Regions from separate parts of the Homo sapiens genome. Here region 1 is linked to region 2. Evidence: chromatin contacts called from ENCODE Hi-C or POLR2A ChIA-PET data. All regions are on one chromosome and are shown on one strand. Each heading gives the region's core, a stretch centred on a gene start or an enhancer-like site at or near the end of the contact. The rest is flanking DNA. Distances are from core to core; before and after follow the strand shown. Region 1 holds the start of TNFSF11 (TNF superfamily member 11). Region 2 has its middle 48 kb from the start of TNFSF11.

Evidence for each region. A loop is a pair of places that touch in the nucleus more often than their neighbours do. ChIA-PET counts read pairs that join two places held with the same protein, here RNA polymerase II (POLR2A). Pooled maps may share reads with other maps.
Region 1: a loop to region 2 is called in a map with no recorded cell type, with 3 times the contacts of the local background. The contact joins the promoter of TNFSF11 here to the enhancer-like site in region 2. A Hi-C loop is called at or near these places in 6 of 37 single-sample maps with no recorded cell type and 3 of 50 pooled maps. POLR2A ChIA-PET finds 5 or more read pairs at or near these places in 3 of 52 experiments (A549, WTC11 and activated CD4-positive, alpha-beta T cell).

The regions. Positions count from the first base shown.
Region 1 is chr13:42,571,713-42,576,340 of GRCh38, forward strand. TNFSF11 (TNF superfamily member 11) reads left to right here and starts at 2,440. Exons shown (of 5, transcript NM_003701.4): 1 at 2,440-2,810. The coding sequence starts at 2,592. RefSeq lists a silencer at 2,378-2,747 and an enhancer at 2,838-3,037.
Region 2 is chr13:42,523,521-42,527,978 of GRCh38, forward strand. No RefSeq gene overlaps it. Among named protein-coding and RNA genes, the nearest start is that of TNFSF11, 48 kb to the right of the region's middle. RefSeq lists an enhancer at 953-1,072. Within about 2 kb of position 1,776, at least 3 of the 41 ENCODE cell types and tissues checked have a DNase peak (open chromatin) inside an H3K27ac peak, as active enhancers do.

The DNA.
Region 1 (4,628 bases), core at 1,190-3,689, 49 kb after region 2:
ACTTAGAAGCCACCAAAGAATTGCAGGTATGGAAATGACATATACTTTTGCTTTTAGAAGAAAATCCTGATCAGTGTGCACAGAATTCTTCAGGGGGCAAGTGTGATTCATTCTGATAAGATATAGCATGGCTTAGACTGGGAGACTGGCAGAGGCTTTGAAGATTTCTTTGCTCAAATTTTATTCAGCAAGTATTTACCATGCACCTACTATAGCAGGCAACATTTTTAGGAAATGGTGAATGTTACAGAGGTGAATAATACAGCAAGAGTCGTTGAACATATGGAGTTTATCTATTAGTTGGGGAGTGAATGTTGACAAAGGAATAAGTAAATACATAGGCAAGAAAGATACATTACCTGTGAAACAGCAGCAGGTAGACTGACAGTGGAGTATCTAATACAGCCTATGGAAGCCAGAAGATAGTGGGATGACATTTTTGGAGTACTAGTAGAAATGTCATATGAAGAACTCTGTAGGAATGTAACATACGGTCCCATATATGAAGCTCCTGGGTCAAGTATACCTGAACATAATTCAGGGATTTGAGGGACTTTCTTGTAACCTGAGGATCAAGATGTCAAGGAATTAAAAACATGTATAAAACATTGTTGTATAAAAACCCATTAAAAAGAATGGAAGACACTATAGTAAAATCATTGTGGGTTTAGTTGTTATAACACATTTTAAAAATCTTTGATCCCAATCAATATTTATAAGAAAGAAGAAATATGGAATTATTTCCTGAGTCAAGGAGCAGGGAGAGAATGAGGAAGAAGAGGAGGAGGAGGAGGGGGAGGAGGAGACAATAAACCTACTTCCCAAAGTTAACAAACAAAAAGTGGGAAGAGGTCAAAGACTACAAGGAGTAGAATTAACGTCAATTGTTTCTATGTTTGAGTCTGAAAATTTTTTGTCCCTTCTCCACCAACCTATATATTGATACACATATAAATGCTAAAGGCATTTTTGAATTTGAACAGATCATTTTCTTTGTATGGCTGCCTTTAAAAAAAATTCAACCTGGTCACTCTTCCTCAACATTTACTGAGGTCTAAGTGTTCAATTTAGAACACATGCTTTAATAACTCAGAGACCTGTCATTTGTCACAAATCTTGCCTAGAGAAATACTCATTAGCGAATTAGGCAGAAAGAGGATGCAAAATAAAAAGGCACAGTAGTCCCCTGATATCCATGGAAGACTGGTTCCAGGACACCACCAAACCCCTCCCCGCAAATACCAAAATCCATGGATGTTCAAGTTTCTTAACATATCATGGCATAGTATTTGCATTTAACCTACACACATCCTCTTGTACACTTGAAATTATCTTTAGATTATTTATAATACTTAATAGAATGTAAATGCTATGTAACTAGTTGTGTATCATTTAGGAAATGATCACAAGAAAAAAAGTCTACAGATGTTAGTCCAGACACAGCCATCCTTTTTTTTTTTTTCAAATATTTTTGATCTGTGGTTCATTGCATCCACAGATGTGGAACCCATGGATACTGTGGGCTAACTGTATTAATAAAAAAGTGGAAACATCCTAAGTTTCATGGGTGTTTAAATTGGTCAGCAACTTCCTTCTGAAGAAGTATCAGAATTTGTGAGCAATGTTAATATTTTTGTTTTCTCACTAAGAGCCACAGTTCTGAATAGAGGTTTTTAAAAAGCCCTAGCAAGGTTTCTTTAGCAATGAAACTAACATTTAACTGTATCATCAGCTTCGTGTTACATCTCTTTCCTGACTGTTGGGTGAGCCCTCCTCGGATGCTTGCTTCTGGCTACACGCCCCTTTACCCTTTTCTCTGCACTGTTTTCATCTTTATAAAGTCAGAGTTGGTGTCTATAGGCTCTCTACTGCCACATTCAAGACCTGCCTCGCTCAATGTCACCTTCAAGATGCAGAAATAGGGATTTGGGAAGGGGATTGTGAAATTTTCGAAGTCTTCCAAAATACTTTGAGAAACTATATTTGGAAGCACTTTGGGGGGAGAGGTTGGACAGGAAGGGTCTTCAGAGATCATCAAATTTAACTTTCTAAATCCTAAGGAGGAAACCGAGACTCCAGGATGTGAAGTCCCTTCTCTACCAAACTAGAATGGATGCAGGAGGAATGTCTGAGGTGCAATCCTTATCCTTTAGCAAAGGTGTCCTCTGCGTCTTCTTTAACCCATCTCTTGGACCTCCAGAAAGACAGCTGAGGATGGCAAGGGGAGTCTGGAACCACTGGAGTAGCCCCCAGCCTCCTCCTTGGAGGGCCCCCATGAAGGAGGCCCTTCAGTGACAGAGATTGAGAGAGAGGGAGGGCGAAAGGAAGGAAGGGGAGCCAGAGGTGGGAGTGGAAGAGGCAGCCTCGCCTGGGGCTGATTGGCTCCCGAGGCCAGGGCTCTCCAAGCGGTTTATAAGAGTTGGGGCTGCCGGGCGCCCTGCCCGCTCGCCCGCGCGCCCCAGGACCCAAAGCCGGGCTCCAAGTCGGCGCCCCACGTCGAGGCTCCGCCGCAGCCTCCGGAGTTGGCCGCAGACAAGAAGGGGAGGGAGCGGGAGAGGGAGGAGAGCTCCGAAGCGAGAGGGCCGAGCGCCATGCGCCGCGCCAGCAGAGACTACACCAAGTACCTGCGTGGCTCGGAGGAGATGGGCGGCGGCCCCGGAGCCCCGCACGAGGGCCCCCTGCACGCCCCGCCGCCGCCTGCGCCGCACCAGCCCCCTGCCGCCTCCCGCTCCATGTTCGTGGCCCTCCTGGGGCTGGGGCTGGGCCAGGTTGTCTGCAGCGTCGCCCTGTTCTTCTATTTCAGAGCGCAGGTGAGTGGCCACCTTCCCAGGGGATCGCGGCTGAGAGCGCCCATCTCCTTCCCCCGCACTTGGAAACTGAGTCTGGCGGCAGGGCTGGGCCACCCAGAGCTTGCATATTCCGGAAGGGAAAGTGACTCCAGAAGGGAGAGAGGAAGTGTTGAGTTTGGGGACAACCTGGCGCAGGGCTGTCGGGCGCACCCTGCTCTCTCTCCGCCCACGCACCCCAGCTTCTCGGTGCTCTGGGGGCGGACTCCCCTGGCCGGACGATGGGTTTGAATCTCACCCCGTCCCTTCGCTGGGAAACAACACTGGCCTCTCACCTTTTCTGGTAGTGATTGCATACTTTTTCTCCCTGTCATTTCTCACTTGAAGTTAAGAATCAACTTCTGTTCACGTAGGAAAAAAGATGAGCGCCTTCACTTGGGCATCTACCTTTCCCTTCCCGCCCACCACCCGGCGGGTTTCGGTTCCTGCGCCTGGCTGCTCTGCAGGTGTGCTGGGGCCACGGTGCTGGAGGGCTGCGCGGAGCGGGAGGTCGCGGTGCTCGTGCCCAGGTCGCCCAATGGGTGGGCAGAATGACACGGCGCGACCAGAGAGGCGCGGGCTCGGGATGGGGGCTCTGCGGCTGTGGCGCTGTCCTGTGGGGGTGAAGGAAGAGGGACAGCCCCACGTGCCTGCTAGGGATGTGGGCGGAGGAAGGAAGCGAGGTGAGTGTGATGGCACAGTGTTACTACAGTCTAGCAAATAACCAACCTTCGGAAAGATGAAGAGGTTTTTTGCACGACGGCTAGGAACTGCAGAGAGATAGTAGGAAGGAAGGGGTAAATTTGTAATATTATGCTTTCTGGTGGTTTATGCTCTTGTGTTTTCTTGGAAATTGCAGTGCAGTTGGTTGGATTCATTCAAATATTCTTGTCTGGTGCTGTGAACTCTTTCTCAGAGGAAGTGGGGGGCTGACTGTGCATTTTTTTTTATGGGAAAAGAAAGTTGGGTTTGGACTACATTCGTTTTCAGATTCAAAGGTGATTACTAAACCAAACGGGATGCATCAAAACATGGCATTGCTTGGATTGTATGGTTTTTTGACATGTGCCAATGTCTCGAACTCCATTACTTTTAATCATAGGCTTTTTGTTAAGTATTCATTATCCGCTAGTTTGCATTTTCTAGAACTAGTGTGATTACCTACTTAAAGTAGAAATGCAATGAGCCACACTTCAGAAAATCTGCATTAAATATAATCTACTCATTGAGAGTTTTGTTGTTTCTAAAAAGACAACTTTTGAGTGGTTTGCTTGCAACACAGATAACAAATCTATATGAAAGTGACTAAACGTCTTTCTTTCATTGGAGTGTGTTGCAATAAGAATGGCTTACCCATTTTCTCATCCAGCATTTTGTTAATAACCCCCATTTAGTGCTTGTGCATGGAGTGCCAGCGTTGTGCGTGGCACCGTCACCTGCGATGGAATGAGTTAAGAATCATTTATTCAACAGACAGTGTCCACTTACTATGGGCATGGAGCCAGATAGCAGAGTGGCCTAATAAAACCATTAAAATTCTTAGTCAAACAAAAGAGCAACAATCAGAAAAGGGATCAAAGATGCAGTAGTTCTCCACTGTTTATCTTTTCTAACACCTTCGGGATATGGCATTTTCATTGCCATAATAGTGAAGAGAGTGTCCAATGTTGAACGAGCAGTAGGAAATGAAGGAGTTCTAGGAACCATGAACAGCTTGGCTTGGCAGGAGCTGTGGAAATCGGTGGCATGGCTGTGTAGGAAAGAGTGACCTGCTGGGCTCTTGTTAGAGTTGTTCAGCTTTTC
Region 2 (4,458 bases), core at 526-3,025:
CAAGATGGTGGAGATGTTGATCTTCTAGCCATTCTCCACATTTATCCTACTTTAGTAGCTTTATTTTTCTCATATGCTCATGGATTTTTAAAATATACCTGCATTATCAAGATTTTTTTTCCAGAAAGAATCTGATAGATTAATTATCTCCACACTTTAGCCTTTAGCAGAAGTTAGGGATTGATAAACTGGCAGGGCAGGTGAGGATGGCTTGCCTCCAAAATGCTACCAGTCATAGGGGGCTCCCTTTCTTCTTGTAAGGAGAGTAACAATGGCTCTTTCTATTCCACCATTCTTGGAGAACAGTAATTTGTTGAAGAAAATGAAATGGAGTTTGTAGGTGAATGTGCATTTCAAGTTATAAATTAAAAAATAAAACTCTAGTACCACATAAGAGTTTTCTATGTATGTCTGTTTAAAGTCAAGAATAGCGGTGATATAATAACAATAATCCAAATTGATCAGCAGTTATAATTTTTCTCTTCTTTTGCTCTCCTCTACTGGGTGTCCCTGAACTCTGCTTCTTTGAACAATGTTGTTCACTCATCTGGATTAGCATAAAGACTCATTTTGGAAATTATATTCCACTATTGCTATTTGTTTTTACAGTTTTCAATTCAGCTCCTACTTAAGTTATTCAACATCACTACCATAGTTGATCTGTAATACCGAGAGCATGCACTCTCCATCAGTTAAAAAACAATGTCCTTGAAACATATATTAATCCATAGGTAGTAGAACATTAAAACATTTCTAATCCATTTCACTGAAGTTGCTGTGAACTGCAGCTCAACAAACAAGGAGGTTAGAACATCATAACTGATGGAGAAAACTCAACCCTGCCATTCCAGGTTGGTTGCAAGAATGCTGGGACGGGAAGCTCAGGGAAAGGAATCCAGAAGTTCAGCATGCAGCCTTGGTGTGGGTCAGGCACAGCCAACTGCTGAAGGTGTGTTTTGTGTCCAAGCTGGCAGGTTTACTAGGGTACGCCTCTTGAAGATGGTGGGTAGCCTGATTAGAGCCTAGAGTCAAGAATGTCAATGGGTTGGCCCTTCTGATGAGTTATAGTATCATGTCCCAGGAGAGCTAGATTTTCACGAACTCATTTCCTCAAATTCAAGGTTTTAGATAGTTTCTCTCCATGGCTATGAGGAAATGAAAATAATTAACTATGAAACAGTGACTTTGTCAGTCTTAGTGTTACTGCCATAAAACTTTCTGGCCATATGGGAGGAATTTGTTTCTCTGGTCTGATGTGGCCTGGTGTCAGCTGGAGGGGATCCATCTCAGCACTGATGTCACTCCTGGCCAGTTGTGTACTGTGTGCTTGGGTATCGAGTCATGGTCTGAAGTTCATCTTCATTGATCATCTCATAGTGAAGTTAATTATTTCTGAGACTCTGAAGTCATGGTCTGTTGTGAGTTCAATCAGGATGAAACTAGAATCATTAAAGAATGAGAGGGTTACTTTCTTCCTGCTGACTGGAGAGTGATTTTCAAACACTCCTTAGCAGTAGACTCTTTTGGTCAAACACACCTTTCTGCAGAATTCCAATATAGGAAATAGGTAAAAGTAGATGTTCTCTGGTACCCCTGGTGTCCAACCACAGACTTTACCCCCAGACACAGCATGAAGCCTGCTCAGGAAGAGATACCACTGACCAAAGTGGAAAATTCCTCTGCAAATTTGTACGGGAACAGAACTTGCTTGCACTGTGGTAGCACATGGAAAGAACCTGGCGACACTGAGGAATGTCATAGGAAGCAATTCTATGAAGCTTATTTCTGTGTTTACTGCAGGGATGTTGTCAAGGATGTGGTTGATGACATTCCACAGTGTTTCCTTTATGATGATCTGCTGAAGAAATTTTCCTCTCCCCTCAGGATGATGATTAACCACATTTCTCCTGAGCAGCTGGGCAGTTGACATCTTGTAGGTATTGTAAATTGTGGCCTGTCCCTATGTGTACCTATAGGGTAGGGTTCTCAAACCTTACTGCACACTGGAGTCATCTAGGGAGGTATTTAAATGCCAATTTCCAGGCTTACTCCAGACTAATTGCATCAGAATCTCAAGAGGGGGATCGACATCTTTAAAAAGTTTTCTGGGTGACCCAAAGAGTAGCCAGTTTTGAAAAAAACAAAAAAAAGGTTTATTTAATCAGGGAGCCTCTGAAGACACCTGGTTTCTGTTGAATATATCTTTTTTTTTTTAAATGAGAGGATATCCATGCATATGTATATATACATACTAGCTTATGATTATTAAATAAATGGTTAAAATAGTCATCTTCTTTTAGAGTAAAATTCAATTATTCTTATAGCTTCCTCCTGTAGTAAGGTGCTACTTAGGATTTTCCAAGAAGCAGACACCAAGTTGGAATTAGATGTGCAAGAAATTTACCAACAAGATGCCTGGGAGGGAAAATAGAGAGGAAGCTAGGAAGGGCTGTGACAGCTGATAGTGCCAGCTGTTGGTCTGAACTTTGGGAGGGAGAGAGTGAAGGAATAAGGGGTGGATGAGGAGTCCTAACTTGAGTGCAGTTGTAGGTAAGCCTGGCAAGGCTGATGGGGAGCCTTGAGTCAAAGTGATCAGTCAGAGAAGCTTGAGGCTCCCAGGGACGGGCCAGACTTAGGATCCTGCCGTTGTCTTAGCTATTGATGGGGAGCAACCGAGTAGGGTGATGTGGGGGCGTGAGGAGCTGGCCTTGTGCTAAGGCAATGGCGGGTTTCAGAGCGTAGCACTCGGGGCCAGCAATCCATGTGCTTGCTGTAGTTGCAGATCTGAGAAGCATGTTTTTCTGGCAGTCACAGTATATCACCTGAATTCCTTGCCCCCCCGATTCTTCCCATCATTTGTGTTTAGAAATAGCAAAGGATTGTGAGGAGTGAGGATGTGTGACACGAGGATGAAAGAAAGCAGCAGGGTCAGGAGAGTGGCAAATGGGGCTTTGTGAAGGTTGCTGCAGGGCATTAGATGGAGAATTAGTCCTGGTTCAGCAACAGATCAAAGAGAAAGAGGCAGGGTGGGGGCAGGAACAACTGGGAGAGGAGTGAGTAAAAAATTTGGAGCAGGAGTGAATAGACTGCTGGTTAGACCTTAGCAGAGAAAGATTAAAGTGTGGGTGTTACTTGCTCATAAGAAATAGACGCATATTTTCACCTAAGGGTGGCTACCTCGCCCCATCCAGCAAGGCACATTTCAGCTTTAATATGAAGAAACACACGTGATTTCTTTAGCATAGTGGTTTTCTTTCCTGGTCTTATGTTAGAATCATTTGGAGATCTGAAATATACAAATATCTGAAACTTTAACAGAATAATTAAATGAGAATTTTTGAGGGCAAGTGCAGATATCAGCATTTTTTAAAAGCACCTCTGGTGGTGCCAATGTGCAGCCCAAGTTTAGCTGCTTTACCAAATGGGTCTAAAAACTATTAACAGAGCCTGTGAAGGACCCATGAATAAAATATGCATTTATTCACATAAATCTCTGAGAATAATTCGAGGGTACATGCATTGCATAAGATGCTTCAAAGTGCTAAGATTTGTAAACATTTAAATCATCCATGAAAATTGTGTTTTCAGCCTGACTCTCCCTGTTTGCATCAAAGACCATGATAAAAACGTTATCTGCTCTGTCACATCAAAATTATGGATAGAACCGCTTCCCATTCCCTCTCACACACTTCTTTTGGAGGCAGAGTGAAAACGGGTTTCCATTCTTAACAGGTCAAAACAGATCTGAAGCAAGAATGTATAGGCCCACTGCACACACAGCAGAAGGCAACTCCTGCCTGAGGGTTCACTGTAACAATCATTCATTAAATACTTACCCTGTGCTTGGGGGACACTGAAGCAGATATGTCATAGGACAGGATGACTACTGGTACTCCTAGGACACCCAGACCCAGCCCTGCTTGAGAATGGGGAGGTCTGAAGATACAGATCCTAAAAAGGTGGGGCCTTCATAGTGGAAAGAGGAACGCCATTTGGATAGACATGAACCACCCAGGAGGCAGTCGTACATTGACTGAAGGACTAGTGGCAACGGTGGGGTAATTTCGTTTTCAGTATAAATCAGCAGTCATTAATTAATGAAGAACTTCTTATGTGATAGACACTGCAGGATGCTATGGAAATTTGTCTCACCTACTTTTTGAGGGTTCTCTGGTGCTGGCTTCTCCTCTTCCCTGACATGTTTCTGTGGTAGGCAGAATAATGGCTCCCACCTCACAAATGTCCTAATCCTCTAGGCCTGTGACTGAGTTTCATTATGTGGCAAAAGGAACTTTGCAGATGGGATTCAGTTAAAGACTTTGAGATGGGCTTATTCAGGTGGGCTCAATCTAATCACCTGTGTCCTTAAAAAAGGAAAACCCAGCTGGGCACGCTGGCTCATGCCTGTAATCCCAGCACTTTGGGAGGCTGAGGCGGGCGGATAACCTGAGTTCAGGA